Linked DNA regions of Homo sapiens: region 2 is linked to region 1. Evidence: chromatin loops called from intact Hi-C (ENCODE). Cell type or tissue: endothelial cell of umbilical vein. All regions are shown on one strand. Each heading gives the region's core, and the rest is flanking DNA. Links, peaks and the distances in the headings are about the cores only.

Region 1 (16,735 bases), core at 8,455-10,954:
CCAGTGGGAGGTTGAATGGTGACAGACTTTTCTGACCCTCTGCCGTCTTTATTCCGGGGTGACTTGTGTCTCTCTCTAGTTCTTTCCCTGAAAAACAACAATGAGCTAGCACATTTATGCCATGTTAATTAACTCTCTGGGTTTATCAAAATGTAAGTATCATTTTGAATTTAGGGAAATTCTACATACACACACACACACACACACACACACACACACACAGAGCATCAAAACCCACCCATCTTCACCACACTTCAAGGGGTACACTGATCTTTACTCCCTACTAAATATTTTCTTTCTGCCATCCCAAGACCCAAAACAAAGACTGTCACTCTTCCTCTATCATCAGTGATATTTTCTCAAAGCCTAAAATTGTAATTTTAGGATTTTTGTAGCTAGTTACACTTTATTGTAATAATTAGTGATTTGATTTGGTTATAATTTGCCTTAACCAGTTTTCTAGGGCTTTTAAAATTGGGACAACACTGTAGAATAAGCTTTTTTCTACAAAAAAATATCTATTTTTTTGTAGAATATCCAAAAAAATCTGGGACACATTGTCACCCTTCACCTTTGGACAACAGAAGAAAGGAAATTCAAAGTCAGTACAAAGAATTGTTTACTTCTCATTCTTACAGGTTCAAAACTAAGTCATTCCCATAGGTTCTAGTTGAACTTGAAGACACCCATAGAAACAAACAAGCTAGGAAAAAAGGCCAAAGACACCAAGAGGGGTGGAGGGTGTGTGGGTGGATGTGTGTGTGTTTGTGTGTGTGTGTGTGTGTACATGGGGAGGGTTTCAGACCTCCTGAGGAAAGCAGGCTGCTGCATCATTTTACCCCACAGGAACTTCCTGGGTGGTCTTCCAGCGTGATTGTAAGAACCCTGCCTGGGGGTCACTCATGAAATTCCAAAATGAACCAATCACTGGCCAAGCCAAGGTCACAACCTGGGCAATAACCACTTATGGGAACTGGCACTCCCCCTCCAGCTGCCAACAGGAAACCCAGAATCCCCCACCTAAGGAGTCCCTCAAGGGTCAGTGAGTTCCCTCAGCCTCCTGCCCCCACAGCCACCTTGACATCAGCCCTCCTTCCTACAACCACTTGCCGTCATTCCCAAGGTCTCCCAGGCAGGACAGAAGCAGATTTTGGAGACAAACAGATCTTGGATCTGCCCTACCAGATGTGTGATCTTGCACAAGTTATTCAATCTCTGAAAACCTTGGTTTCTTTATGTATGAAATGGTGACAATGACAACACCACATAATGTAAGTAGTGCTCAGTACAAGGATGTGGAGTAAGTGCTAATGCACAGTGGCTATGATTGCTATTACTATTAGCCAGTGTCAAAGAATGGTGTCTTGACTTAGTGATGCAGAGTGTGTATAACCTTGGAGAAAGAGATGTAAATAGAACTATTAACACACAACATATCTTCTGTTAACCTACTACTTAGCTTAAGAAAACGTAGATTTCTTGTCAAACTTCGACCTTATCATTACCTCCCTGGGATAAGCATTGGCTGATTCCTTCATAGAGCCAGGAGGCTCCCATGGCCAAGGGAATCTTTCAGTGACAACAATTCTATTCCTACAGCATAACTTATAATCACACTCTATTGCTGATACAGTTCAGATAGTTGTCCCTACCCAAATCTCATGCTCAATTGTAATCCCCAGTGCTGGAGGTGGGGCCTGGTGAGAGGTGTCTGGATCATGGGGACAGACCCCTCATGGCTTGGTGCTATCTTCACGATAGTGAGTGAGTTCTTGGGAGATCTGGTTGTTTAAAAGTGTGTGGCGCCTCCTCTCCCAACTGTCTCTCTTGCTCCCGCTTTCACCATGTGATGTGCCTGCTACTGCTTCACTTTCTGCCATGACTGTAAGCTTCCTGAGGCCTCTCTAGAAGCCAAGTAGATGTCAGTACCATGCTTCCTGTAAAGCCTGCAGGACCGTGAGCCAGTTAAACCTCATTTCTTTATGAAGGTGTCAGGTATTTCTTTATGGCAATGCAAGAAGAGACTAATACAACTGCAAAGTTAGATTCTAAAAACAGAGGTGTTCTGGTCAACTCAGGTGTTTTGTTTTAACAAGGCAGCTAGGGAAACAGCCAAATAAGCAGAAAATTTGGTTGTTTACCCAGAGACGCATCTAACAATGCCAATTACCTCACATCCTACCCCAATTTATAGAACACTTTGCTGAATGCCTCACTATAATATTTCATTTAATCCTAATAATAATCCTATGAAGGCAGTATCATTGTCTTCATTCTACAGACAAGGAAACTGAGGCTCACAGAGTTCAAGTTACTTCTCAAGCTAGTATTATAGTCAGTGGCAGACCTGAATTCAGGTCTGTTGCCACCACTTCTATTCACACCTACTATGGTGCACCGTGTTGAAGAGCAATTGGAAGATTTCATGGCATAAATATTCTTAAAGCTCATTCTCACACCCTTATACTTGAAAACTATTAGAGCTATGAAATATGCCTTGAAGCTATTGCTAGGAATCACAATTGGACCGTGACCTTAGATAGCACAAAGCTGTGTGCCCAACACTCTGGGCTGTCAAATACAATCACTTCAAAAGGCACCCACTGTGAGAAACTATAAACAATTTGGGAGAGACTTCCCACGTTGTTAGGTCAGTTTCTGAACTAACCTCAGAATAGTCTAGAACTGCTGCTCCACCAGCCCTGCCATCGGCCAGATGGACAATGCCCCTCTTCTATCTTAATCCGTTTCCATTTTCCCCAGCTACTCTCACATTTATCACTCTCTCGGCCACCAGCCAAGTCACATGCTCACCTAACCCATCTATCTATTCACTAGTCCCATGGGTCAAATCTTGTGACAGCACAAATTCCACTGGAAATCAAAATTCTTTCACTGAGTGCCAATTCCCGGAGCCTGAACCCTACCAGGGCAGAAAGCAGGTGGGGAGCCACCCAGGGGTGGAAACAGCCTCTGTTGCCAGCCAGGGTTGCCATCACCAGCCCTCCCAGCCTGGCTCTTAAAAGGCCCAGGAGCACCCAAATGTGAAACAACCAACAATTCCCCTGATAACATCGGAGGGAAACCAGAGAAGAATCTGTTATCTGATAACCCAAGCAAGGTTTCTCATCCTCCAGAGCCCAAAACCCTAACCAGTGTGTCTTAAACTTTAAAAACCTCTTAAACTTAAAAAACTGCACAGAAAAACTATCCTAGGTATGGACTCAAGTGCAGATTTGTTGGCCCCACTCTCAAATAATTTTCTGGAAGGGAGACAACAGAAATCAAAATTTTTCCCAGCATCCCAGGTGACTGCAGGTGGTAAAGGAAACTTGCCCCAAGATTCTCTTCCCCAAATGCTCCTAGGAGGAGGTTGCTGAGTGACTGCTTGGAAGTTTGCTTCTTTGTGAAATGCCCTGTATATAGCAGGGGCTTGATAATGGGAGCCATGAGTGTAATGCTCAGCTGCACAATGTTATAATACACAGCACCGCTTTATTAAAATAGTATGAAGTGGATGAAGTTGGGAGAAAAGCTCAGGACAGTGTGCAGTCATGACTGAGGGATACCGAGCCAAGAACCTTCCACCCACTGTCAAGTGAGAGATGAAGGTGAGGCACTTCCTGTCAGCTCAGCACTAGCACTGCGCCAGGTACTGGTCATGCTACCAAGGGAGCAGGACCTGCCATATGGCTTTTATTAGAAAACAATTATTAGAAAATTAGAATAACTTTATCAGAAATCCACTGGTCCCGAATTACTGCTCTAAGAAGGTCTCTGAGCCAAGTCAGGACTTCATAGTGACACTCTGCAAAAATCCTGGCATTCAGTGCCTTCCAGTCTGCAGAACTGCGGGTCACAGTGTGGCCACCTCACTGTAATATGTACTCAAATGCTCATCCCTGTAGTTCCAGATGCCACAACTCCAGGGAAAACCTATGGCTGCCAAGTGCTGTCTGGGAGAGGGTTCCCCAATGATGAAGACAATCTGTTCACGGCATCTAAGAGTATGGAAATGGGAGACCAGGAGAGTAAACAGACTGCCAAGCCACAGGGAGAGGTGTTACAAACACATGTATACATGTGTGTTTTTCCAACTCTGCCTCAGTGGTCTGGATCACCTCTGTGCCTTTGCTGGGTGGCTGTGTCAGCTACGAGAGTTTTTCTTCGTATCTTTATCTCTGAATTTGTCTCCACGCAACATCTGCCTGTATGAGTAAAGATAAGTATATCTGTGCGTGTTGTGTGAGGGGCAGGAAGAGCAAGTGGTGGCATGCAGGCAGCCCGGGCATGTGTCTGCACCACACGTGTGTGAGCAAATGCATCTGTTTAGGTGGTTCTAGAGCTAAGCCCTTGGGGGTTGCTGTCACCCTCCTCGTTCCAGCTAGAACCCCTGTAATTCTCACTGTTCTCACTTACAGTCAGCATTTCCTGGGAAGATTATTTAGTCCTGTTTCTGTTGTTTGCCTATTTCTATTTGGGGAAAGCTGGCCCCACCGGTTACTCCTCCCTTTCCTTCTCTCCCACAACCCACGACCCGTCCTTTCTCTCTGCTGGCTGCTGGGGCCCGGCTGGCTGCTTCCTCTTGGCTATGGCTGGGGTAGGAGCGCTGGGCGCAGGACACACAGACTCTGAAGCAGCCTTGAAACAAAAGCACCAATTCCTCACTGCCCCGGCGGCCCTCTTTTTGTGCATTTTAGCACATCAATCACATGAGTCACCCTTCGTTTCCCTTTCCTAAAGTAGCATTTCTCTTCTAAAGAAACAAGGTTGGCCCAAAATCTGCTGAGGGCACCTACTAACTTTGTAATTTTAGGCAAATAACACTGCCCTCTGTGCCTCGATTTCATCACCCGTAAAATGGGGCTATGACCTCCCGCCATTCTAGGACTGCTGTGAGAATAGGAGACAATGGCTATGAGGGAGGGGCCTAGCAGACACCCCCAAAGCAGTTAACATAACTGGCAGCTGCTCTGTTTAAATTAGGGAACTTGTGCTCCAAACCCAACTTCAAATAAGGATGAGAAACAGAAGGAGCTCGGGGCAGGTGCTGCTGGACGGGGCCTGTGGTGACATGGCAGAGCCCAGCTCCTGAGACAGTCACAAACCCTCTGGCCATAAGAATTGAATCACACATTTCAGCTGGTGGGTAAACTGATCAGATTTAGTTATGAAATACCAGAAACAGCTGTTTTAAAATACCAATTTTTTTTTTTTTTTTTTTTTTTTAGCCCTACCAATTCCCTTGTCAATACCAGGCTTCCCTCATCCACACCACAATGACAAAAGTTAGGCGGGGTCAGCAGGAGTCCACACCATTCTCCCAGCAAGTTAACTGGACACCCTCTGGAGACTGCAGGCATCGCAAAACCAGGCCACTGACCTCTTTGTTAGAAAACAGTCACTTGTCATCTGCTTGGAACCTGGCCAGTCTTCTAAGATGATCATGGTGTCATCAGGCATATCAAGTTTGGTGCATTTCATTATTCCTCCCTGAGTTGGACTCTGACTAAAATTACCAAAGAGCATGGTCCCCCTCCAACCCCAACCCGCCTCCTACCCTTCCATTCAAGTTCCCAACAAACCTCTGAGCAGGGCAGCCTTCACAGGAACACTCCTTGGACAAAATACCCTTAGCTGGGCCTGGGGCCTGCTCTCATGCCTGTGGGGGGCAACCCTACTGCTTAACATCCTTTAGGCCCCAGCAAAGTACACCACAGCCCGTGCTCTCTAGGGATGGTGCCTCTCACCCCACAGTTGCTGTGCCCTATGCTGCAGTCAGTTGGAGAATCCACCACCCGTAGGTGGTAGTGGTGTTTTTTAAAGAACCCATGGAGTGCACCTACAAATCTCTAAGGTTCATCTCCTCTCTCAGAGCTTTTCTCAGAGTAGATATCCAGGAACATTTTTTGAATAATTGATTAAAAGACTCAGCTTGTATTAACATTTGCCAAGTACTTTCTATATGGGTCCAAGAATGCATTAAAAATTCTGCGTGTTGTTTTAATTGGAAGTTACAGTCTCTTAAAGTTACTACAAGGGCATTGGAATATCAATTTCTGGAGGCCCCAAGAGGCCTAAGGAAATAGCAGAGCGTAGCAATGGGCCCCGAAGCGTGAAAGTCAGAACTCGAGTGTAGACAAAAGAGCCCAGAGATGGTTCCCACAAAGGATACTGCAAAGCCAACCTGCTTTGTTCATCCCCAAGCACCCAGGGAATCCCAAATTCCTACTTCTGTCATTGTGGTGTGGATGAGGGAAGCCTGGTATTGACAAGGGAATTGGTAGTGCTAAACAAAATTGGTATTTTAAAACAGCTGTTTCTGGTATTTCATAACTAAATCTGGTAAGTTTACCCACCAGCTGAAATGTGTGATTCAATTCTTATGGCCAGAGGGTTTGTGACTGTCTCAGGAGCTGGGCTCTGCCATGTCACCACAGGCCCCGTCCAGCAGCACCTGCCCCGAGCTCCTTCTGTTTCTCATCCTTATTTGAAAGCCTTACCTGGACTCCAGCACAAGCTCGCTGACATGTTTTCCCCAAATTTTGATAAGAGCAATACATAAAAATTTAGAAAACAATTAAAGTTAAAAAGAAAATACGACCATAATCCTACACTCAGAGACAGGCATAGTCACTATGTGAATACTCATCATATGTCTATGTAACTATCACAGCATACAACATTTTGAATCCTGTTTCTTTTAACATGGTCTCATGAACGTTTCCTCAAGTCATCAAACATCTTTGAGAACCTATCCTTATACTATATTCCATTCATTTCTAAAAATTACAAAATATACACTTGTAAAAAAAATTGAACAAGTACAAAAAGATAAATGAAAATTTCCATCATTCTCCAGCTTCTGCCGAGCCTCCCCCTATGGATGACCACTCCTGGCAGCTTGGGAGGTCACCCTCCCAAACCTCTTTCTACGTTAGTAATCCAGATGGGCTTGTAAATAATTAGATATATGTAGCTCACTGCTGTTTTACAGAACAAAATCTCACTCTGCATTCGGCTGCTTGTATGGGGAAGAGCGCAGTCAGGGAAAAACCACTACAATCACTATTCCCAAGCCAGTGCAGAGCTGGGCATTTGGGCTGGGGCCAGTTGATACCTTGGAACATAGTGCTGAAATGCCAAGGCCATTACAGCATTACTTTAGCCACTGTTGACTGACCTCCAGCCTGTACTGTGTTACATGCTTCACATGCATAATCTCATTTAATCCTCTCAACAGCCCTGTAGGAGAGGACTGCTGTACCCATTTTACAGATGACAAGGCTAAGTAAACAGCAGCACTGCAATTTCACCAAGTACAATTCTAACTGGTACAGTGCCACCTATCTGTTCACTGATTTCTTTATTCATTCATTTGCTCTTCTACTTAACAAACATTCTACAGGTCAGTAACACAGCAGGCCCTAAGAATACCAGTGCACACCTGCTAATTTTGCAGAGAAGGGGAAGTTTGACCAATATCACTCAGGACAGTGTTTTCAAAACCCAAACTTGTTCACCTGAAGATTAGTCAAAAAGAATAAGGTGCCAGGACAATCCTACCAGTTCACTAAATAAGCCTCATGACAAAGGCATAATGGACAATGAGTCAACAACTTCAGGTGAAAAGCAACAAGCAATGAACACTTTTTAAATCTTCCATTTACATTCTTCATAAAGCTTTCAGGAGAGCCGATACCTATAAGAAATACCTAGAAACCGAGGCGGGCGGATCACAAGGTCAGATCGAGACCATCCTGGCCAACAAGGTGAAACCCCGTCTCTACTAAAAATACAAAAATTAGCCAGGCGTGGTGGTGGGCGCCTGTAGTCTCAGCTACTCGGGAGGCTGAGGCAGGAGAGTGGCGTGAACCCACAAGGCGGAGCTTGCAGTGAGCCGAGATGGCACCACTGCATTCCAGCCTGGGTGACAGAACGAGACTCCGTCTCAAAAAAAAAAAAAGAAATACCTAGAAATGAAAAACATTTCCACTGCAGGAAGAAACTTTAATTTAAAACCAATTGTGAGAAACTAAAGTCATCAACTCTAATGGTGGCTATAAAATGTAAACTGGTGACGTAGTTACTCCCAAGAATGTTAAATGCTCTTAAAGCTCAGCTTCTCATGCACCAACCGACCAAATGTCCAGCGCTGAGTCACTGAAAAGTGAGTGTAGAGAACCCCACCAACCTGTAGGTTTCCCCAAAAGGAAAAGTGTAATAATGAACAACTTACATACCCTTGTCTGTGAGATTTTTTCGAATGACTTGAATAGTAAGAATATCCAGAATAAGTGGATTCGGTATCCATAGCAATGGAGGGCTTGCGCTTGAGGAAGGAGCAGGTACTGTTTCTCCTTAGAGGTAGAAAATTTCACCTACCAGACTCCTAAAACCTCAAGGAGTCTGGAAATTAGAAGAGGAGCCACTCTTCAACAGGAACAAATTCTGGGAAAGAGGGGGAAAAAAAAAGACATTAATCTTCAGAGCCAACCTTAATGGGGCTGAAAGATAAATGACAAAGCCACACCTCCTCTCTGGGGTCTCTATCATGGAACAAGCGAGTGAGGGTGAAGCAACTGAACTGTAAATGCTCCACCCATGCAGCAACCAGTTTTCCCAGGTGTCTGGGAGGGAGACAGGATAGGCGCTGAGCAAGCTGAACCCCTACCACAGCAGCAGGAAAATGGGAGGCACTTGTCCACGTCCTCAGGATGACCTGACCCCTGCTCACTGGCTTTAGGAGGTGGCTTTCCACATCTGCGACCCTCCACACAATGCCCAGCCCCCCACTGCCAGTTTGCTGGTTAAAAAAACAATACCCAGCGAAGTTGCTTTTAAGGGATTTGGTCATAATTTCCAAAAGTCAATTAAAAAAAAAAAAGATCTTCAATCTTTTTGATCTAGGATCCGAATTTCTGGGAATTTATCTGAGGGAACTGATTTCTTTTTTAAAGAAAAATTATTGTGGTCTCATTGTCTATAAATAATAAAATGCTAGAAACAATCTGAATGCCCCCAGAATACAGGAATAGGTAAGGAAAACATGGTTCATCCACCAGAAAAGTATCACATATGTTTAAAATGATCATTATAAAGAATAGAAACTCTTATAATGATGAATTTTAAAAGCAGGATACAGTATTGTTGATACACAGTGAACCAACATTACAGTTACAATTGTATAAAATTGCTTATGTAAGGACAAAGATTTTTAAAAGGAGACACAGAAAATGAAAGCAGGCAATTTATTATTTGCAGGCTCCTGGGTCTTCTCCCACATTTTCATTAGATATTGCTTTGCAATAAAAATAAATTGGAAACATTTCCAAGTACATTCCTGAGCTCCCACATGCTAAAATTTTTACTTCTAGAAAACCGAGATCCACAAGTTCTGTCTCTTTCTGCACCCCTCACCCCAGAGCTAGTCTCAGCTCAACAGGGTTCCTTCTTCCAGCCGCTGGAAGCTGAAACTGCAAACACAGCCAGTGAGATAAGTGTGAAGAAAAAACAAAGGAGCTGTAAATGCCATACCCTAACCCTCCTGGGAGGAGGCCAAGTTTCCCTGACCCCAGCAACAACACATAAGTCTGGAGGGAATCAGGTCAGCACAAATTGCCATACACCACCAATACAGCCCCCACAGCCTCTAATCCCAGTTAGGGTGTATTTACCCTTACCATTCATTCTTCCTGGGAGTCAGGTACGATCACTTCCAAGGTCTGCCACCCAGGGCCAGCCTCCTTTGTCCCTGATGCCCTGACTTACCATTTCACTTCTCCTCTGCCATCAGGAGCCCAAGGCTAGCCCTGGGGAAACCTGAGTTCTAGTCTGAGCCCAGCCACTGTTTAGTACAACCTGGGATAAGCCACTTGCTTTCTTATGCCTCAGTTTCCTCATCTGTTAAACAGGGTAAACCAACCAGCCACCGACCTCACAGGTAGATCTGAAAATATAAGCAGACACAGTTTCCAAAGGTGGGTTCCAATCTCGGGTTTTACTCACTTATTAGCTATCAGGCCCCAGTCAAAATTAGTAAACCTCTTTGAACATGTAACTGTAAAATGCAAATATCAGGGTTGCCGTGAAGACCAAATGAGCTAACAACTATGAAGGCACCCAGCGCGAGCTCCAGATGTGCTAGGTAAACGAAAGTCACTGTCTATCAGCACTCTCTTTGCGGGTTCCGAAATGCTTGTTCCTCTGTCTTTTTAATGAGAGAAATGCTTGGAAAGAAGCAGAGCAGAGTCTCTGTGCCGGCCTTCCTGCCACAAGGCTCACCTGCAGTCAGACAGAACGGAGCACACATCTCAGTCCGCTGCCTACTAACTAGCTGTACACCTGGGCAAAGCAGTTTCTCCTTGGAGCCTCAGAGACTTCCCAATCCATAAAAAGGAAGCAAGGCAGCCTATTATGGTGGGGGTTTGTGGGGGGAGGTAGCTGTAAAGATTAAATGTGAAAACACAGCAGGCCTTTTTTAAATGCTAAGTTTTGCTCCTGGACTTACCCTACTTTCCTAGAAGACTTCAAGGGCTGAGTCATCTTTTTTTCTGCCTACTGTCTCCACCATTTTCACTAGCAATTTCAATCAGCTTTCAACACCTCAGTCTCACTTCCTTTCTGCCCTGGGCTTTGCTGTTTTCTCACCTGCTTCATAACAGGCAGACGTCAACATTAGGATGTGCTTCGAAGATCTCCAGCCCTGAGTGAACTGAGATCCTCCCTGAAAGCCCCTCACCCAGCCTCTGCTGATCTGCAGATTCAAATGTCCAGTTCCCTGGCCCAGAACACCGATTTCCCACTCTCTTCTAGATTCATAATTAACCCTTCACAACTCCTACACTCTGCCTTGCAACCCATAACTCTGGATTCCCCATTCCATCCCAACTTCCAGCTACTTTTTGCTAAATGCTGCTGGAGTGTCTCAGAGGCAGGTGGCCCAGGCCCCGCAGATGTGGGCAGATCCAGCTTGGTGCTTCCTAGCTGTGACATCAGGGGGCAAATGTTTGCCTCTCTGAGCTTATCCAACCCTGCCCCATAAAAATGAGGTCATTTAATACTCTCTCTTCCCAGGGTTCTTGTGAGGATTAAATGAAACTGCAAAGGTAAAGTCTCTGGCACATGGTAACCCAAGTTTTATTCCCTTCCCCCTCTGCCAGAGGACTTCATTCCTTGTCCTCATTGAAAACTTGTGGCCATTCATTAAGACAACTCCAGGCTTGTCCCTCAAAGGAAACCATGGGTCCCAACTGCCCTCCAGGGAAAGGCTTTATCTAACTCTACCAACCACCCTAGTCTGGTTTCCCTCCCATGGTTCCTTCCTGTACTTACCAAAGGAGTGGTCTATACATGCTGTCACTCCCTCCTTCTCCACTTTCAGTCCAAATCTCCATCCACAACACTCCACTGAAACAACTCAAAGTTGGCCAAGGATTGCTATGAGCCAAGTAACATCCTTGTCCTCCTCCCCCAGTGCTTTTTATTTCATTTATTAGTCCATCCACCTCCATATTAAGTGGCACCTACAAGACCATGCTAGGCAATGCTAGGGCACAGCAATGACAAAGGCATGCTGCCTGCCCTAGCAGAGTTTCTCTGCAGCTGGCTAGCCTCCAATTTGATGCCGCTTATGTTACTACTTCTCCTCTAACACTCCCTCTCCTCTCCCCTCATCACGTTATCCCTTGACATTCAAAACTCTTCTCAGTCTTCTCCATCCACAGATTTCCTATGGCAGAAGCTCCTTGAACACAGCAACTACGTCTTACCTCCACCCAGGATATTTTGAACATAGCAGGTACCCAACAAATACTTACTGAAAGACTAAATCCCAAGTGCACATTTCCTACTGAGATTCCTCTTGCTCCCCTTGGGAATACCATCATCCCTCTCATAGGTGCTCTCCAGTATCCTGTCCTGTTCTTCCCAATTCCTCAGCTAAAGCAATACCCTCATCCTAAGGATCTAACCCTGTGCCACCTTCAACACCCTCTCTGATCCTCCCTTCACTCTACTGATTCACAGCCACCCACTTCCTCCAGGCTCCACCTACACAGGGCTAGACCACTACAAAGCCTCCAGGTGTCCTCACCAGCCTATACACAGCTCAGGCCCCTTCTAAGTCATACCGTTTCTAATAGTTACCAACTCTTATCCTATCCAAGATCTGAGTGAGGACTAAGAGGATGCAATAAGAGGCAAACTAATAAAATCCGAAGTGAACTTATTTTAAAAGAGTCTGAGCCAAGGTAAGAACTTCAACAGACTTAATGGAAAAGGATATCCTGAAGCTTACCACTGCAATGATATATCTATGAGATAGTTCCCTTGCATACACAAGAAATTAACCAAACTCATGATAAGGTCAGAAGGAATCCCTTATCAGAAAAGACAATAAAGCAATGAAAAGGAATCAGGTTCCCAGGGTAATACACTGATAGGCTGTCACAGCAGCATGAATAGGACAGTCATATAAAGGTGGGAATATGGCTCCTAGAACCTGGAACTGTCTATCATACTGACCCCTGACATGACTCATATTGTGTTTGGCCCAGGCTGGGCAGCAGCCAGAGTGACCTTTTAAATTACAATGCAGACGTCACTTCCCTGTTTAAAACCTTTCCGTGGTGTCCCACTGCACTTTAAATAAAATACAAAAATCTTTCATTTGGTATGCAATGTCCTGCCCGACGCTCTAGCTCCCTCCTCCTTCTCTAGCCCCAGCTCCTTTAAGGTAGAGTCTTAGGGCTTTGGCAGAGCCCAGTATATCTGTTGGTACTCACCCTTTACATGCCCTGTTTTGCCAAATTCCTACTCATCACTCCTTAATTTAAATACTGCTCCTTTCAAGAGGCCTTTCCTGATCCTTCAATCTCAGTCAGGCTCTTCTCTAGTACCCTGTACTCTTCCTTTCTATCCAACTTCCAGTGATACATTTGTTTGTGTGATCACTTATTGTCTAGTTTCTTCACAGGCTGTAAGCTCCATGAGGGCAGAGGCACTTTCATGACTGCCTGTCTTTCCAGCTCCTAGGACATTATGGGTACCCTATAAATGTCTGCTGAATGAAGGGTTTTGTGGCAGATCTTAGGACATGAGGCCATAGATTCATTGTGGAAGAAACTTTAGAAATTATCTATTTTAAATCCTTAGTTTTAGAGGTGGCAAAAAAAAAGATGCAGATATTAGATAGAGGCGTGATACCAGAACTATCAAAAAAAAAAAAAAAAAAGCTATACTACTGGCTCGCATGGCAGTCCCACTCAGGGGCAGAGTTCGTATGCCAGACACACTGAGTAAAAATCAGCAGCAGCCTCTTTCAGCCACTGCCCAAGAGCATCTTGCCTCACCGGTCACCCACCCCTTAAGAGTGTATTGCTTGGCACTGCTTGGGTAGGGGCTGGAGGCAAATATTAGGACACGGCCAGGCTCATTGAACCACATTGCATGCAGGCAAGGTCAACAATGGGAGATAGGTGCACAGAGTGCTTCTAAGTGGCAGTGTCCTAAATTCTGGACTTCCTAGGCAAAAATGTCAGAAAGAACCTCCTTCACCACCCTTTATCAAAAGCAAAATGAAGATAATCAGCCTCAAACAGAATTCTCTCCTAAAGTCATGTTCACTCATATAAAAATCCTACTACTTAATATGAAAACACAGTGTTTAGCAAATCGTATGAAGGAAATAATATGTTATGATAATGACAGTGGTAAACATAAGCTAACCTTCGCAAAAAGGAAATTATAAAAACATCAACAGCTCTGCCTAGAGCTATTAAGTAATTAAGGGAGCTCTGGTTTGGAAAGTTACTTTGTAAGGGTTACAGAGACACGCACTGAATTTAAAGAGAGATTTTGCTTCCTATGCAGTAAGTAGATCTATTTCCAAGGAAAAGTGGTGTCTGGTACAACCATGCTTATATATGCTGTGTATATTATTCTGAATATTTGATTTTTACATAGAATTCTGCAGAGATTATGCTATTAATTATTATTTATATTATGTCTTGAAGCTAACATTCTTCTTAGGGGTACCCATTCTTAATTAAATGGCACTCAAGGGGAAAGTGACAATTGAAATAATTTTGTTTAGAGTCAACTATTCTTCTAGAGAGTAGCAATGAGCCCAAATTGTGGGTGAAGAGCATTCAAATCCTGGCTCTAGTACTTAGCTGTGTGACCTCAGAACAAGTTACTTAACTGCTCTCTGCCTCAGTTTCCCTAACTGTAACAACAGATTTTATTTTACTTATATTATAGATCTGTGGTAGGTATTAAATGAGATAATTCATAAAAATTATTAGAACAGTGCCTAGCACGTGGTAGGCACTCACAGCTGTCAACTACTACTAGTATTCACTAGAGTAAAATTCCTTCAGTTAGGAAGAACTGAAGGGGTTGTATGGCATATAACTTCTGTATCATTTTCACTGAACTTATACACATTTTTCTGGTCTCTGCTACCACCTTTAACTGCTACTATTAGCTATAGCTGAGTAACAAGTGATTTCTATTCTGTTTCTTACAGGCCTCTATTTACCATCCCCAGGTTGGAAGCAAATGTCAGAGAGACCAGAGGAAACCGTGTGTGTTTTAGTGGGTTTATTTGGAGGGGCATGGGCTGGAAAGGAGCGGGCAGAGATGCAGGGCAAATCTATAAAACATTTTGAACTTGTGGCCTATAAACCACCAAACATCATGCAGGTCACTGATGTGAGGATCTGCTGGGCTTATGGCATTTGTGACAAACCCAATGATTCTTTTATTACAACAGCTTATAAATGAATGATTCTGGGTCATTATTTACAAGGAAAGAAAATGTCAACTTTGTTTTACTTGTTTCGCCAATGATTTCAACTCACCTTGCCAGAATAACTTCTCTTGGCTCCAGTCATTAATTACCCCTGAAACACCTCCAGCAGCTGGGTACAGATTTCTGAAGAGGTGTGAATCGTTAACATGTCTGGAGTTATGTGATGTATATTTGCTTGCAAGTGACTCCCTTGTTCCCTGCCAGATATTTAAACTTCAGAAAAATAGATCTCATGAGTACTATCTCCTCTGTAAATCTGATGGTACAGAGTCTGATCACTGTTGTCCTGTAACTGGGATTCAGAAGGACACTGCTAGAGACAACAGCACACACATGTATCCTTGCATCAAACTTCAATACTGCTAACATCAAACCAATACTGCTAACACCAAACCAATATTGCTAACAGAAACATGGTCCAATCACAAGCCCACCTAATCTTTTCCATCTTAAGGAAAATAGAATAGCATGATGCCCAAATCACATGCCCTATACAGCGAGACCCTAACCAGCTAGCTGATTTTACAGAGATGATGGTAATAGTCTAACAGTTTCTAGTTGTCAAGTGTTTACTATGTGTTAGATGCTGTTTTAAGTCACTTACATGTAATATCTCACTTAATCCGCATAACAAGTGTTTAAGAAAAATAAGACATTAATATCATGTTAGTTAGGGAAACCAGACTGCCACAGGAGCCAGGGCTTAAACGTTGAGAGTCTAACTCCAGAACCTGTGTTCTTAGCTACAGAAAATTGACAGCACTGTAGCAATTACTAGAATTGTTTGTTTATATAGAGGAGTATAAGCAACAATCACAAATTGTCCCAAACCACATATAACCCCACTAAGAATTTTGCAATTTCAACTTCTACTCACAGGTTCAGTGTTCCAAGCATCGTGGGGCACTCAGGAGAAAAGAAATGGATCTAAAATAGTTCTAACTCCCAATGAGCTCACAGCCCCAATGTGGAGACCTCCAATTAAAACACAATGTGACAAGGGCCCATCCCACCAAAATAGCTGATAAGGCCTAGGGTAGCAAGCACAGTGTGTGTATATAAGTGTGTTAAGGGGATGATGAAGGGGAGGATGCCTTCTTCATTCAACACATTTATCCTTCAAACAAAGGGTGACATGGAATTGTTGCTTGGTAAAGAAACTTTAAATTTCCTTTATGGTTTTGTCCTGTTGCTTAATACATAAGACAATAAAAATGTACTGCTTGGCAAGCAGTCCTTACAAATATATCACTCTCAAAATTCTTCTCCCATTTTACTTACAAATTAAGTTGCAAGCAAGCCTCACTGCCAACATTGTTAATAGTGAAATTCCACACTGAGTGTTTTCACTAATTATACTGAGAGACATCAACGTTTGGGAATGTTTAATGCTCATGGATAGGTGAAGCGTGTTATTTCTTTGAACTGGAAAAAGAAACAGTTTCCTCCCACAAATCAAAGCCCCAACTATATCACATTGATTTAATTCAACCCTAAAAACTCTATAATTAGTGGTTACAGAAAATGGCTAATTACCTCTCCCTGTATTCAGACAATTTCTGCCATCTCACTTGCAGAGCCTGGGAGCTGTGTACTCAACCCACCCACTGACGGGAGAATGCTAATTAGCATTGTTGACTGGTGATACAAGTTATAATATTTTTCAGCAGCCCCGTAAAATTTATAAACATGTCAGTGAAAATGCCAGATTCTTTTACAGTTTGTTAGCTTTTGGACTAAGTGTCTAAGAATACATTCATTTCTAACCAAAGCCAGGTCAAGAGTTTTAACAAAATGCATGGGCCATCTACACAATCATCATCATAAGGCGCTCTAACACTTCCTAAGGAGAATCTAAGAGAGCTCACAACACCTTCGCAGCGTGGGCATTAGACCTGGTTTGGAGAAGTGAAAACTGAG
Region 2 (16,735 bases), core at 7,211-9,710, 330 kb before region 1:
TTTGTTCTATTGAAATATACTCTCCTTAAAGGCAGGATCTAAGTCTGATTCACCTTTGAGCTTCCAAAGCAAATAACCCAGGGCCTACACACTCAACATGTGAATGAATAAATGACCAGGATGGAATACCAATAATAGCACATGCCTTTATAATGCTAACTATGTGCGAGGCACTATTCAAAGTTTCTTTTGAATATATGTTAACATATCATTTTTTTTTTTTTGAGACTGAGTTTCACTCTTGTCACCCAGGCTGGAGTACAATGGTGCGATCTTGGCTCACTGCAACCTCTGCCTCCCGGATTCAAGCAATTCTCATGCCTCGGCCTCCCGAGTAGCTGGGATTACAGGTACCTGCCAATGCATCCAGCTAATTTTTGTATTTTTAGTAGAGACGAGGTTTCACCATGTTGGCCAGGCTGGTCTTGAACTCCTGATCTCCAGTGATCCACCTGCCTCGGCCTCCCAAAATGCTGGGATTACAGGCATGAGCCACTGTGCCTGGCCAACATATCATATTTTTATCTGGATTGTTCTAGGATAAGCAACCTTACAGATAAAAGAAGAAATGCTCCAAAGGGTCCTCTAATCTGAGGCATGGTCCATTATGAAGGACACCATTCTCAATAAAGCCAGTTTGGAGAAAACAACTCAAAAATAAAGTGATGTTGCTATATACCCTTATTCATAATGTAGGGAATAGTGAAATCTACCTAATCAGTATTATCTGTATTAATCAGTATTAACCAGTTTTCTTTCTAGCAACCTGCAGGCAGAATAAGCACTTTCCACTTTTCTCATCTTCTCTGTTCTCCTCCCACTCTTCACAATGTCTTCCTCACCCACCTCCTGCACATGCACACACACCCACACAAACACACACACACACACACATCCAAGGCCCTCACAGAACACACAGGTCCACAGCTTTATGCCACCAGAAGAGTCAGAAACTTGCAACTCTTCTATGCAGTGCCAGCCTCAATAAAACGGTGTTAGCCTTTTTGTCTCCTCCAATACCCATAGTCATGCTTACTTTTGCTAACCATAAGGGAGCCAGAAGAGGCAAGCAGTAATGATACTGTTTCATAAATGCTATGAAAGGGGTACTATGAGAAATTAGCTCAGAGAGGCAATGCTTAAACACTGCATTCAGATTAATACTAGGTCCTCAGCCCGGTGCAGTGGCTCACACCTGTAATCCCAGGACTTTGGGAGGCCAAGGTGGGTGGATCATTTGAGGTCAGGAGTTCAAGACCAGCCTGACCAACATGGTGAAACCCTGTCTCTACTAAAAATACAAAAAAAAAAAAAAAAATTAGCTGGGCATGGTGGCACATGCCTGTAATCCCAGCTACTTGGGAGGCTGAGGCAGAAGAACTGCTTGAACCCAGGAGACGGAGGTTGCAACGAGCTGAGATTGCACCACTGCACTCCAGCCTGGGTGACAGAGAGAGTCCCCCCCCAAAAAATAGATCCTCTATTCTGCAGTCACTTACACAAGGGTCATATGGTCATAGAAAGTCAAAGATGGCTTAGCATTAACTAGCCATGGGGAAGAATCACCTACACATAGAATATGGGGGTGGTTCTCTTTGGTTTGCTATCTTTGGCTGTGACAAATTCACACAGCTCACATAGTATTCCTTTCCCCCCCAAAAAACAAAAATATTCGCTCGTTCTTCTCTCCACTGTTATCTACAACTACCATGCACACATTCACCCACATATTTTTGCCTAATAAAATTGCACCCATCAGCAGATGGGCCTTAAAGCCACAAACAGCAACCACTATCCATTGTCTACCAGAGTGGGAATAACAACATCTCAAATAAATCATTATCTTCTCTAGCTCTACCTCTAGGGAAGGAGAACAAGTGCCACAGATGGCTGGATTTTTTTCCCCCTTTCAATGTAATTATAATTAGAAAAATGACTAAAATGCACTAGGGGATTGAAATTTTTAAAGTTTCAAGAAGTGAAGGTTTTTAAAGTAATTTCATATTAACACCATTAAGAGCTCTTATAATACTTCTCAGGAAACCAAAAAAGTCTCCTATAAATTATCTCATCACAATACCTTGTGCTGTGAAGTCATGGTTCAGTACAATGTTTATTTTTTTAAGTAGGAAAAATGAGATACAGAACGATTAAGTAAATTGTTCAATGTTATATAAAACACTAATTGCAAAACCAGGATGAGAACGAGAACCACTTAACTTTGGGGCCAGAGCTTTTTTCGGAGAAAATAAAGGGAGGGGAGGAATCAAAGATTATTTTATTGTTGCCATTACCTTTAGTTTTTTTATGCATTTAGTACTCAGTTACCTAATTGACTCAATCAAAAGCATTACATAAGCAAGACCATAATCATGAAGACAGGATTATATGCCCAGTGTCCAGCACAAAGTGGGTATTCAATAAATATTTGTTGGTTGACTTACTAATACTAGCTATTTTTTTTTGTGTAAAATTTGAGACACACTAACACACCCGGAGTAACTGGTGCCTCTAAATACTGTTTCTTCCTCATTTTAATCTATCTACATTGGCTGGACTCATGCCAGTAATCCCAGCACTTTGGGAGGCCGAGGCAGGCAGATCACAAGGTCAGGAGATCGAGACCATCCTGGCTAACACAGAGAAACCCCATCTCTAATAAAAATACAAAAATTAGCTGGGCGTGGTGGCAGGCGCCTGTAGTCCCAGCTGCTGGGGAGGCTGAGGCAGGAGAATGGCGTGAACCCGGGAGGCGGAGCTTGCAGTGAGCCGAGATTGCGCCACTGCACTCCAGCCTGGGTGACAGAGCAAGACTCCGTCTCAAAAAAAAAAAAAAAAAAATCTATCTACATTATGACACCAGATCAATCTCCCTGAAACTCCTCATGAAACTCTTCCAGTCAAAACGTATTAATGGATAAATGATAAGTTTTCTAGCATTCCAGATCCTCCACCACATGGTCCAGGTGCTAACTAATCTGCATTCAAGCTTCCTCTACCAGCCTATTCAATTCCCCTAACATGACTTATTCACTGTGTGGTGTGAAAGCAGTGGAATCTGTTATCCAAGTCTGAACCTCAGCTCTAATTAAACCTTGAGCAAATCCAAACCTCTCTGTTTCGTTTTCTTCCAGTTAAGACCAGACGCTAATGGTACATCTTTATCCAAGTCATTAATATCATATTAACCCATCTTCAGTGTCAAGTGGGATTCCTCCATAGTCAACAGTGAATTGCATAGCACTGTACAAATAGCATATATTAGTGCTTCCCAAATTTAATGTGACTCCCTAAGTCTGGGGTGGGGGTAAGAGTCTGCATTTCCAATAAGCTGCAACAACCAACAACCATACTCTGTGTAGCAAGGGCATAAGTTATTCCCTCTTCCACACTTATTCCAGTTTTATGTTTTTCTACCTGAAATGACCTTCCCATTTCTCCCTAAATCCAAGCTTCAAAGTTCAGCTCAAGCTCAGATATCTCTCTGACGGCTTCAACAAATCACTCTAGACCACACCGTCTCCCTTCTTAATTTCCAAAGCATTAGTTGGCTGTATTATTTACGGGGGAAATATTGCTTTGTATCATTATATAATGTGTAGATAATAGTTCAACTCTAATTTTCAATGATTTGTCACCTCCTGAAGGAAAGAAACCCTAATTTATACTGCTATTTCCCTCTAAAGAACCCAACACACTGCTATATACATAAAAGTCTATCTCATATATATATCAAATATGTATAGTCTATCAAATACATTTTTTAACTAACTCCTTGCATAATGGTATAACCAAAAAAAAAGATGAAAAAAAAACTAGTAACTCTGTTAGCTAATTTTTGCTCCAATCACTAATTAAGACTAGGCCAGGTGTGGTGGCTCATGCCTATAATCCCAGCATTTTAGGGAGCCAAGGCAGGAGGATCACTTGAGTCCAGGAGTTCAAGACCAGCCTGGGCAACATAGTGAGACTCCACCTCGATTTAAAAATAAATTTAAAAAAAATTCTGAACAAAGTATTTAATCGCATCTGTTTCTCTCTCTTTTTTTTTTTTTTTTTTGAGATGGAGTCTCGCTCTGTCACGCAGGCTGGAGTACAGTGGCGCGATCTCAGCTCACTGTAACCTCTGCCTCCCGGGTTCAAGCAATTCTCTGCCTCAGCCTCCCGAGTAGCTGGGATTACAGGCACCCGCCACCACACCCAGCTAATTTTTGTATTTTTAGTAGAGACAGGGTTTCACCATCTTGGCCAGGCTGGTCTTGAACTCCTGACATTGTGATCCACCTGTCTCGGCCTGCCAAAGTGCTGGGATTACAGGCATGAGCCACCGCGCCCGGCCTTCTCTCTCTTTTTCAAGTAAAATGGTAACACCACCAGCTGACCATCCCTTCTTCTTCAATGGTTTAATTTTAAAAAAAAAACAAAATTGTAACAAGCACCAAAACTTTGCAACACATTATATTATGCACCTCAGATGATAAAATGGATAAAAAGTAGTCTTTTCCTTCAAGGCACATGCATTCAAATGAGGACAACAAACAGTCATATGTCATGCATCACTCAACAACTGGGAAACGTTCTGAGAAATGTGTCCTTAGGCGAGTCCATCATTGTGCAAACGTCAGAGTGCACTTACACAAACCTAGATCTATAACCTCCCATACACCTAGGCTATATGGCATAGCCTATTCCTCCTAGGCTACAAATCTGTAAGGCATGTTACTATACTGAATATTGTTGGTAACTACAACACAATGGTGAGTATCTGTATTTCTAAACATACCTAACATAGAAAATATACAATAAAAGATTTTTTAAATGGTACACCTGTAAAGGACACTTACCATGAACGGAGCCTGCGGGACTGGAAGTTGCCCTGCGTGAGTCACTGAATGAGGAGTGAATGGATGTGAAGGCCTAGGACACTACAGTAGACTTTGTAAACAATGTACAGTTAGGCTAAATTTATTTTTTTAATTATTTCTCCAATAATAATTAAACTTACTGTAGCTTTTCTACTTTTTAAACTTAAAATGTTTTAACTCTTTGACTCTTTTGTAGTAACAGAGCTAAAAACACAAACACATTATATAGCTGTACAAAAATATTTTCTTTCTTTATATCCTTATTCTATAAGCTTTTTTCTATTTTTAAAAATTTTTTGAACTTATTTGTTAAAACCTAAGACACACACACATTAGCCTAGACCTACACAGAGTCAGGATCAATACCACTGTCTCTGCCTCCACATCTTGTCCCAATGGAAGGTCTTCAGGAAAACAACATCCTGAAGACATGGAACCCTCATCTCCTATCACACCATGCCTTCTTCTGGACTGTCTCCCGAAGAATCTGCCTGAGGCTGGTTTACAGTTAACTTTTTTTTGCAAGTAGAAGGAGTACACTCTAAAATAACAATTAAAAATATAGCACAGGAAATACTAGGCAATAGGAATTTTTCAGCTCCATTATGATCTTATGGGCCCAGTGTCGCATATGTGATTATTGACAGAAACATTGTTATGTGGGGCATGACTGTATATCCAAAGCTGTAAATACAAGGTGGATTGTGATGAATGCTATATTAGCCATACTGGGAATGAAGTTCATGAGAGCACAAAGAATGGAGATGTGAATTCCACCTAGGAGAATCAGGAAAAGGTTGTTAATATGATACTTGAGCAGGTAGTAAAGGCTGCTAAGGAGTTAATGAAAACAAAACTCAGGAAAAGAAATTATTTGGTAAAGCAATAGCCCAATCAGAGTCAGGAAAGTAAAGAATATATCTTTACATAACTGGGAAGAATTATATGGCTAGCTCAGCTTTTCCCTAACTTCAGTCATCTGAGTACCCCTTGCTAGTTTTCACATGCCCATTTTCTGTCTGCTAGTATTTACTCAATAGTCTTCTTTAAAATCAATTCAAATGTTTTAATTTTAGTAAATTAACATAAAATAGAATTTTATATCAATTCAGACATCACTTGGCAGGTGGAACTACAAAAATATGCACAATGTTAGAATGCCAAGTGTTAGCTAGTATGTTTTTATTTAAGGTGGGCCACAGGAGACATTTTCAGGCTAGATTTGGGAGAGGGGTGAAAGTGAAAGAGCAGCTGTTTTTGCATTTTATGCCCAGGTTGGGGCAGGTGCCTTAGTGCCTCACATAGCTTACCACTTATGTGCTGGTCCACCTCATTGGCGTGGCACAGTCACGAGGCTGCAACCACTCCACCTTCCCATGGATCCTCCTTCAGCTGCTCTGACTCCTTGCCCAGGTACATGTTTAATTCTATGATGAAAGGCAGCCACTTCATCAAGGTTGGAGGCAGGGAGAATGACACAGATTCCAGTCACTTCTGATGGGCTCCAGATCATATCTTCCCTTCTCGACTGCCTGTCCTGCAGACTTCAAGCTCCAACATCACACACGAAGACAACAGCCTTACAGGGCCTGCTGAACGAGCTCCCGCAACAGTATACAGTCAAATCTCCATAATGAATGATGCATCGATTATACATATATAATCTTACATAAACACACATACACACACATGTGCGCGTGCACACACACACACACATCTCCATCCTAGGGGTCCTGCTTCTCCAGTAGAACTATGACTGACACAACATTAAACAAATAAGGCAAAATATCTGCATTTATTAAATCTGGAAGCAAGTACATGTGCGTTTGTCATATTACTCTCTGTATTTTTCCATCAGAAATGTCTCATAATTTTAAAAGAAGTTTTAAAAGAAAATGAATAAATACAATAAAACAGAATAATATTAAGTTCCAACTAGATAATGTTTTCTACTGAAGCTCCTCTAATTCTTTCATGCTAGCTCATTCCCTTTGTTAAAACAGAAATATTTGGAAATGTTTTTAGAAGTGCTAACACCAAATGAGACTTTCTCCTTAGATAAACACAACTAAAGAAGGCTCCAGAAGGGCATAACTCTATCACTTATTAAGAGTTAATGCTATTTAATACAATTTCCATATATCTACCATGCAGGCTATTCTGCAGAGAATGCAGAAAGAGATAGGATTAGAAATAACTGATGGATTACATAGAATCAAAAACAAAAGTGAAAAGATATCCCTAGCAAGAGGGCAGAAACATGTCTTCCTCTTGGACATGTTCCCTAACAGAGAAGGTATTTAAGATAGGTGAGGATGAAAAAAACTTTTGAAGTAAAAGGAAACGATGTTTAGAAAATTTACACCAGCTAACCTCTATTTTATCCATGAAGTTGGGACAAAAAGCATCTAGGTAGAACTATATGAATGGAATCAGGAGAAGTCTGGGCTTGAGAAGACTGATAAACAATCAACTGGCAAGAAGTAAAGGTCAGAACAGAAGAAAGAACCAATACCATGGGCTGCGTGGGTTTGTGAACTTGAAAAAGAGGAAGCATAACATATGCAACACAAGAGAACTGAATAGCAAATTATACTATGGCCATATATTGAAATACCATGCTACAGCCACTAAAAAATATGTAGTTGTTCCTTTACATGCATAGCAACGCATTCACAACATTGCTGAGAGACAAAATGCAGTTATGATACACATTTCTGCAAAAAAGATGGATATACAATATTTATATAATAAAGAGTCTGGAAGGCTATACACCAAAATGTGAGCATGCTTTACTTTAGGGTGGTAGAATCACTAGTGATTTGTATTAATTTCTATATTTTCTCTTTTTTCTACAATCACCATATGCCATTTGTTGAGTACTATATGATGTCCCATGAAGGCAGATATCAATTTGCATGAGTGTTTGGTCAAAGAAGTCAGAGAGGAGAGTCCCGAGCTGTGTGCATCTTTGGATTTGAGAGTCTTTTTCTTCTAAGGCAACCTCTAATTGTGGTTATGAACCAAGCTGGTATTCTGAAACCTAGGGTCAACACTGCCCCAAGGCCAATTAATTGTTGGGCATTGGGAAACTCTGAGAAATCCTAAACTTGCAAAACAAATTAAACTTTCGTGATCCAGCCATTTCCAAGTGCACAGTAGAGACTGATGGGTCATTTGCCTAATAACAATTGCCTAATAATGCCATCTTGCAGCAGAGTAGCACAACATTCAAGCCTAGTGTTCTTTCTGCCATATTCACATTGCCTGTCCTCGTGACTTTAATGACTATTTTTGTGCTATCTTGGAAGATAATACCTTCACTGTCAAGGCACAAGTCAAACAGCCAGGGATGGCCTTGGAAGGCATTCGGCTGGGGGTTTGGGTGCTGCAGAGGTATCAGTCTAGTTGCTTTCCATGGAATGTCCTAATTCTTGAGACATCCAGGCTCAAAGGAGCTCCTTAACCCTTCTGGAGGCCTCCTGTATCTCTACAGCCTCCCTGGAGGAAAATCTGTCTAATAGATCAACAACTTTATCTGCTTTACACTAGGGGGCAGTGTCTGTCTATGGACAACAACAGTTTTCCTGAGGGTGTGGGGGCCAGTGTGGGTTTGGTTTCTTTGACCAAACCACTGTGTTTGTCTCTTTGCCCCACCCACCTAAACTGGTGAAAGGCAAAAGTTCCCAGATCACCATAAACCCTCAGGAGACCCAACCTCCAGGCCACTGTGTGAGGGCTAATTGAAATAAAATTTGACAGTAGGAGCTGCATAAAACTTGCTCAAACTGACAGAGAGCCCTGGTAAATGGCCACATGTTTTGGACTCATGAAAGGGTCTTAGTAAGACCATAGGTTCTCATCATGGCTGAAGCCTCAGTGATGGTGAGAACATCCTGGGGATGACAGTTAGTCTTTTATAACTGAACAAGAGCTTCACTAATGCTTATGGTGTGAACTTCATCACTTGCTTATGCCAGGGAGGTTAGAAGAACCAGCTATGATCTCAGCCATATCTCATCAGACCTAAGAATTTCCTGTGGAGGGACATGGTGCCACGTATAAGCAGATAGGGAAGGTAAGCTGTGATAGCATTCTACATGAAGTTTAACAAAACAGGCTGAATAAAACTCACTCTACCCCACCCTCCTGTGTTTAAAGGACCACAATTCACAGCCATAATTGATCAAAGGAATATTGATTTTTAAAAAAGAATGAACCATTATTCTCATACAGCAAACTATAGTATTCTCTCTTAGATATGCATATCTTCTTCCCTTTACCATCTTTTCACTTAAAAATATTTAATATGGAAAAGCAAAAAATAAGATTCATGAAACTACTATCACAATTAACAAATGATAACAGATGCAATCTCCTTTGTACCCTCCCCTAAGCCCACCCCTTCCCTTCCTTCCCAAGAGGCAACCAATCTCATGAATTGGGTGTGGATCTTTCTACTCCATGTTCTTATATTTCTATACTGTTTATATATATTTATGAAACAAATATAGCATTGGTTTGTGTGTTTTTAAAATTTGTATTAAGAATATGTGTCACATAGTATACACTGTTCTGCTTTTTTTTCACTTAACATTGTGTTTTAGAAATTCCTCCATATAGTCATATATAGATCTAGTTCATTTATTTCAGACGTTGTATTCTATTAAATTTATACCACATCTTATCCAGTCTTGTTTTGAAAGTCAGGTGGTTCTAACTTTTGTTATAATAGACAGTGTTGCAGTAAACATCTTACACATATCTCCCTATGCACGTGCTCAAGGGACAATGTGGGATGTGTACCTAGGAGTTCAATGCTAGGTTTTAATTCTACTAGATGGTGCCAAATTGTTCTCTAAATGGGGTATAGTTTCTATTTATCATTTCATCACACTTGTACTGTTAGATTGTTTAATGTTTGCTAATATAGCAAGTGTGAAATGGTATTTCATATCCATTTTAATATGCCTGTCCCAGATGACCACTGAAGTTAAAACATCTTTTCGTGTGTTGACTATTACAGTTTCCTCTTCTGCAATCATTCTACTTTCTAAAATGCTGAGAAAAGCTATTTATTGCATGGATAATATTAATGCACTGGTCATTCCAGGATCTAAAAAATAAGGTTATTAAGTATATATATATACTTAATATATATATAAAAATAATGCATTCCTGAACACCAGAATCTAAGATGAGATTCATAGCACAGCATCACAATTTTGCTGGTGAATGCTTGTTATAGATTACATGTTCCTGATAGTAAATGGGGGCTTTAAATTCTGTGCAAATTATAATATAATGTACGATTCATGATTTTGAGGAAAATGACAAAGCAGGAGCCTCTGGCTTAGAACAAAGAAGTAACGTCCATTTTCATTGCATGTCTAAAGGAATCAAGAAACAATGAATTGTATTCCAACCCTCCTCCTCCAGAGAGCCTAGACAACAAGCAAACACATACACAAACACAAAATAGTGACGATGGCAGCAACTCGGAATCACCATCAGAAGAGAAACAGTAATATGCTAAATAGAATTATTCCTATTTAAATATCGCAGATAGCTCTGATCCTAGGGAGAGCAAGTACATTTTGATGGTAAGAATGTTTCTAACTGTAAAGCTTATTGTTTATTCATAAGTCAACCATTTTTACATAGGCAATCTTTTTCCCTTCACTTTTTGTTTATGTACATTAATACCACATATCACCATTTTCAGGGCATTTGCATCTTACGCTGAGGAAAAATCTGCAAAATCTGCATCTGTTCTTTAGTTATCTCAAAGTTGAATGCTATTGAGATTCCAAAAATTGTGTTTGCAAGGAGTATGAGGGCAAGTCTCCTAGCCAAAGGAAACTGGATAGTGAAGTAACTTTTGATGATCTACATGATGGTACCAATAATTCAAGAAAACAGTTAACCAAAAACCCTTTAGAATTGGCTTTGCTATGTGGTTTTGTCCTCTTAGTTTGAACATAGATGTGTTTGGGGTAAAGGGAAAATCATTTTTAAAAATAATAATAATGGTCCCAGAAGAAGGAAAATGTTAAAAGGCCTGTAAAATTTCCACCTCTGTCCTTCTGGTTTTGTGCCTCTCAGCTGGGGTTAATCATTATCAAATCGCAGATGGGGAGAAGGCTCCCACTGAAGCAGAGGCTCCCTCTCTCTGGCCTTGTTGCTGTGTTGTTGGTCTGCCCCTTCCTTGGGCAATGGTACGAAAACTCCTTTGATTTTAAAAGCAGAAAAACCCCCTTTCATTTAAGGCAACTGTGTAAAAAGGGCTTCTTACTCTGCTGGGGGAAGCAAAACCTCATCCCCAAGAATGATGAAATCACCTGTGATACAACTGAGCAATGGGACTCCACAGTACTCCCACTCCACAGACCAGCTGCCGTAATACAAAACATCTCCAACAACAGACTTGGTAGAGAGGTCTTTGGGGATATCCACTCTCATACCCAGGGTAGCTCTGGGTGGCTCTACAACCCCCTGGATCATGTATCTCAATGGGGTAACTGAGTCCTTAAAAACACGTAGCATGTGAAGGATTCACTTTTGCCTAGGCTGGCATCTCCTCCACTGGTATAAGCACAGCTACAGGGCATCTTCCCACCCACATCTATAAGATAAACAATCAGTCACTCATCCCCAACACTCTAAGACCTGGTCCTTGTACCGCAAATACTGACCATAAATCATCCAAGGTTTAGTGAACGGTCATAGGCATGGGCTTGGAACTTTTTGATAGCAAACTCTAACTAACTGGGTCAACCATAAATAAAAGTAAGTTAGAGAAACTTAACAGGTCCTAAACCGAGAACACTGGCCTTTTTAGAACCTCACTCTACTGAAGACAAACTTACTCCAAGTTAGTGGATACTTGGCTAGGCAAATAAGAAAATGATAACAGGAAGTGAAGGGTAGGGATAGAGGGATGGGGAGCTGGGATTGTTCAAGAAAGGATGTATGTTCCTGGAATTCATGGCTGGAACAGAAAAAAAGGGTTTTCTCAAAGAAACTGTTATAAATAAAGATCAGGCATCATGGTTGCAATTCTTCTTTCTCGGTATTAAATACTCTTATCATTTAGCTTGAACGTTTTTTCTCCCTGGGGAAAGCTTGTTTAAAGCTAAAACAACGAGCTTAAAAGAACTTCAGAATACCACATATTCGTGAGCTGAGAACTGTTCGGCTAGAAAAAGAACTGACTCCATCATTTGAACCGTTTCTGGCTGATGATGAAATCAACTGAACTTCCAAACATTTTAATCAATAAGTCAACCCCTACCTTCCCCCATCTTCCTGTTGAGCCACTGTCTTATGCAAGCTTTAAGCAACTTGTGGACTGGTGGCTATATCCATGACCACTCTGTACTTCCTGCAGAATAACTATCATCACATGCTAACTAAATTACTTAACTGTCTGCCTGCCCCACCCGCAGCCACTGGAATGCAAGCTCCTGAGGGCAGTCAATGATTTGTCCACCATGGCATCCCTATGTTCAGCACATCCTAGCCCGTATTAAACCTGATGACTGAAGGAAAGAGTAAAATGGCTGGCTCACAGCAAATACTAAGAAAGGATTTGTGAATGAAATGCCTCTGGCATATTGAGAGAAGCGACTAATGTCAAATGAGCCATTTAAGTTGGTGAAGGACTAATCCTTGCCTGGCGCAGTTAATCTGTAGTGACCTTTCGCATATGGAATCGATATTTTGAGGCTGGGGTGTACAAGTAGGTTCTGAGAATTCTTTATAATGAAGAAGTGATTCCATTTGATAACCACACATGGTAGATGGCACTATTCGGCTCACGGGAGTCTCAGCCCAAGGCTGGCGCAGGGCCGAATGAGCCAGCAGAACTTAAACCAGAGGGAAATAAATCCTATGCTTTGAAAGCCCCTAGAAGAGTAAGCCCCCTCAAGCCCAGGAAAAGAGGCAGAGGACACCCGGCGCAGAGGGAGGCGATCCTAGACACAACCTTTTGTCTGCAGATTATCAAGACTGTGTCCTAGATTCCAAGGTGACAGTGCCACAGGTAGGGTAACAATTCCCTTCATATTTGCAGCGTGTTATAGGCAACAGCGTAGGGCAGGTAACACAATTTTGCATCCCTCCTTAACCAGCATAGCGGCTGAGAAACCTCCCCCAACACGCTCCTTCCACCACTCAAGGTGGCGGGGTGGAGGGCCCAGCAGAACCCAAGAGGCTCTGAGGCCGGCCGGCGACCTTGACGCTGCCGGCCGGGCCCAGGCCACCGCGCGGCGCCTCGCCCCTGCCCCACCCCGACGCTCGCCACACCTCGGTGTTTGCAGAGCCTCGGCCTCGGCCCCGGCCCCGGCGGTCTGGGAGCGGACGCCTAGCCCTGCGCCGGGCGGCCCTGAAGAGGGAAATGCGGCTGCGGGGCCGCGGGGACTTACCTGCAGCAGCACGGCCAGCAGGAAGCACAAGTACATCTGGTAGATGCCCATCTCCCCCACCGCCTGGAACGCCTCCTCCACCTCCATGGCGGGCCGCGCGCAGGAACCCCGCCACCCCACCGCCCTCTCAGGCGCTGCCCTCCCGCCCAGCGCGGCAACCCCTGGGCGCCCGGCACCGGCTTGGACCCGCCGGGGCGGGGATGGAAGCGCTGGCGGCGGGGCCGGGGCGGGCCGGGCCGGGGCGGGGCGCCTGCGCGGGCGGCGGGGCTGTCAGGCTCGAGAGGTGGACGCCGGGCGGGGAGCGGGGAGCGCAGCCGGGCTACGCGGGGCGAGGGGCGAGGAGGGCGTTCGAGATCCGGGGCTGGATGCCCTGGACCCGGGCCTCTGGACTTCCTGTTTAAAAAAAAAATGGTGTTTTGGTGTACGTTTTGTTTTGAGAGGGACCGCTGTCTGCGCCTTAAAGTGAGGAAAGAGGAAGTGGGCCGGGCTGAGGGCCTGAGAAGAAACATCGGGACCGCGTCCGCGTGTGACCCAGGGCTCTGCCTACAGGGGACCCGCAGCTGGCGGGCGGCCTGGCGGCTCTCAGCAATGCCTGTCGTTTTGCCCAAACCAGTTTAATGCGGGGGCTTGGGGAGCCCTAGAGCCTTCAGAGAAAAGTGCTGTCTGTGCAGCATTTCTTTCCAGTCCTATTCTGTGCTAGCCATGGGTTAAGTACACTGGTAGGCAAGCAAATTCTTGTAAAACCGTCGGATACATTTGCTTATAGAAGTATGCACGAGGTACAAAGGAAGTGCAAAAGACGAAGGGGCAGGATGTGATGGCTGCCAAGGTATTTAAAGGATAAACGGCAGTTTGTCAGGTGGAAATTAAAAAAAAAAAGCGTGGCAGGGCCAAGGGACGCTGGACACCTGCGTTAGTCCCCTCATGCCTCCACCTCCTAACCTCATTTGCCTTTTTGTTTATTATGTGTTGTCTTTTTAACAGCTGCATAGTATTCCATTGTCTAGACCATGACTTCTAGTTTAACATTGAATAGAAATGGCGACCAGCTAGTGTCCTTGACCTGCCAGTATCCTTCTTATGCTTCCAAAATTTTCCGTTAATTGTGATGTCTGTTGCAGCGTATTGGTAGCTAGGCTTTACTGGTCAGCTGCTTTCTTTTTTTAGCAATTAAATGAATGCTCACTGTAATTGAATTTATCAGTGGGTTGGAAACTGTAAACTCTATAAACTCTTAAGATTTTTTTCTCTCTCTTACTTAAGGAAACGTTTTCTGTATAAGTACTATTAATAGTTTAAAAAGTTTCCTTCTTTGGCTGTTTCCTACGAATCCTCATTATTAATAAATGCTGAAGTTTAATAAGTGCTTTTTGCATTTATTGACATGATCCTATTGTTTTTCTTCTTGAATCTGATAATCGGGTACATTATGGTAATAGTTTTTTTGATATTGAACTTTACTGGAATAAATCCTATTAATACTTGCTCACGATATTGCTATTTATTGCCAAATTTAATTTGCTAGTGTTTTGTCTAGGGACTTTACATCTGTGACTAGCGAACTAGGCCTATAATTTTCTTTTCTTCCTGATGCTTATGTCTAGATTTGGCAGTAAGATTTTATAGTGCTTTCATAACATGAGTGTGAGTGTTTGGTAAAACTCTCCTGCAACCATCTAGACTTAGCTTGTTTTGCAGGGGGAGCCTCTTTATTACAGATTTATAGATAATGGGTAAAGATAAATAGGTGTGTATAACTAGATATATTCGTATGTCTTTGCATTTCTTCTTGAACCACTTTTTTTCTAGAAATGTTTCTATTTTATCTAGTTTAGAAATTGTTTTTGGAATAAACTAGTTCATATTGTTTTCTTGGGATTTTTAAAAATAAGGGTCTAACTGTTTATGTCCCATTTTTCATTCTGAATAGTGTTCATCTTTATTGTTCCAATCTTATCAGTCTTGCCAGAGGTTTGTCTACTTTATTATTTTTTAAAAAGTTTTGTGAATTTTTTTATTTCATTGATTATATGAATTCTTTCCTTTTTTTTTTTTTACTTTTGTTACTTTGTAATTCTTTTACTAGCCACATGACTTGAAGTTTAGCTTCTTTGCTTTTAATATTTCTTTTTGAAGAATAATTATGTGTGGCTGGGCTCAGTGGCTCACGCCTGTAATCCCAGCACTTTGGGAGGCCAAAGCTGGTGGATCACCTGAGGTTAGGAGTTCAAGTCCAGCCTGGCAAACATGGTGAAACTCCGTCTCTACTAAAAATACAAAAATTAGCCGGACGTGGTGGCACAGGCCTATAGTCCCAGCTACTCAGGAGGCTGAGGCAGGAGAATCACTTGAACCTGGGAGAAGGAGGTTGCAGTGAGCTGAGATTGTGCCATTACACTCCAACCTGGGCAACAGAGCAAGACTCTGTCTCAGAAATAAATAAATAAATAAAATAATTATATTTAAGGTTGTACTTACCTTTCTATAGGACTTTGCTCCATCCGACAAGTTTTGTCATGTGGTACTTTTGTTGTCTTTACTTTTAAATATTTCATGACATTGTCATTTCTTCTTTAACCAATGAGCTATTTTTAGTGCATTTTTTGTTTCCAATTAAAGGTTGCTATTTTTTTTACCATCTTTTTAGTGTTGTTTATAATTTATATGCTTTGTAGACAGAGATTATATTAAATCTTGGAAATTGTTTTAATTTTTTGTGACCTAATATGTGATTTTTCTCTTTTTATTCTTTTTTTTTTTTTTTTGACAGTATCTTTCTCTGTCACCCAGGCTGCAGTGCAGTGGCTTGATCACATCTCACTGCAGCCTTAATCTCCCCAGCTCAGGTGATCCTTCCACCTCAGCCTCCCAGGTAGGTAGAACTATAGGCAGACACCACCATGGCTCATTTTTATTTTTTGTAGAAATGGGGTTTTGCCATGTTGCACAAGTTGATCTCAAACTCCTGACCTCAAGTGATCCACCCGCCTCAGCCTCTCAGAGTGCTGGGATTACAGGTGTAAGTCACCATGCCCAGCCCGTAGCCTTTTTTTTTTTTCAATGTTCCACGTGTATTGAAATAACATATATTCTCCACTTGTTGTGTGCAAGATTCTCTAACTATTAATCAAACTTGTTGATCTAATTTTATTTAAGTAGTCTATATTATTACTTAATTTTTCTGTGCTGAATGTATCAGTTTTTAATATATCAAAATTTTCCAAAATTAATATCATTTTTGAGTTTATCAAGTTCTCTTTTTGTCTCTGTGTGCTCATAAAGGTACTAGTTGAATCTTTTTTATCGTGATGAAATAGCTCTTTTTAGTGCTTTTGGTCTTTTTTACTTTGTCTCATATCAATATTGTTGCATCACCTTTTCTGTTGTTTGTATTTTCCTTGTAATCTTTTTATTCTTATATAGTCTTTTTATGTTCATCCTGTA

Evidence for each region. Peaks named below come from ENCODE experiments on the same cell type or tissue, not always from the same donor. Only the 100,000 strongest peaks of a DNase experiment are listed, where the experiment ranks them.
Region 2: it touches region 1 in a loop (3-fold over the local background); 1 of 110 quality-filtered maps calls a loop at or near these places.

The regions. Positions count from the first base shown.
Region 1 is chr1:115,642,993-115,659,727 of GRCh38, reverse strand. VANGL1 (VANGL planar cell polarity protein 1) reads right to left here. Exons shown (of 8, transcript NM_138959.3): 2 at 8,244-8,451; 3 at 1-87. The coding sequence starts at 8,314. Among named protein-coding and RNA genes, the nearest start is that of VANGL1, 9.4 kb to the right of the region's middle. RefSeq lists an enhancer at 8,386-8,680. In endothelial cell of umbilical vein, for the core only: no CTCF peak of the experiment used is centred there; DNase peaks (open chromatin) are centred at 9,527 and 10,607.
Region 2 is chr1:115,973,271-115,990,005 of GRCh38, reverse strand. SLC22A15 (solute carrier family 22 member 15) reads right to left here and starts at 13,493. Exons shown (of 12, transcript NM_018420.3): 1 at 13,292-13,493. The coding sequence starts at 13,378. It overlaps LOC101928977 (a long non-coding RNA gene), which reads left to right and starts at 12,730. Exons shown (of 5, transcript NR_125970.1): 1 at 12,730-12,909. RefSeq lists silencers at 1,326-1,487, 13,107-13,356, 13,417-13,646. In endothelial cell of umbilical vein, for the core only: a CTCF peak has its summit at 8,417 (motif pointing right); no DNase peak of the experiment used is centred there.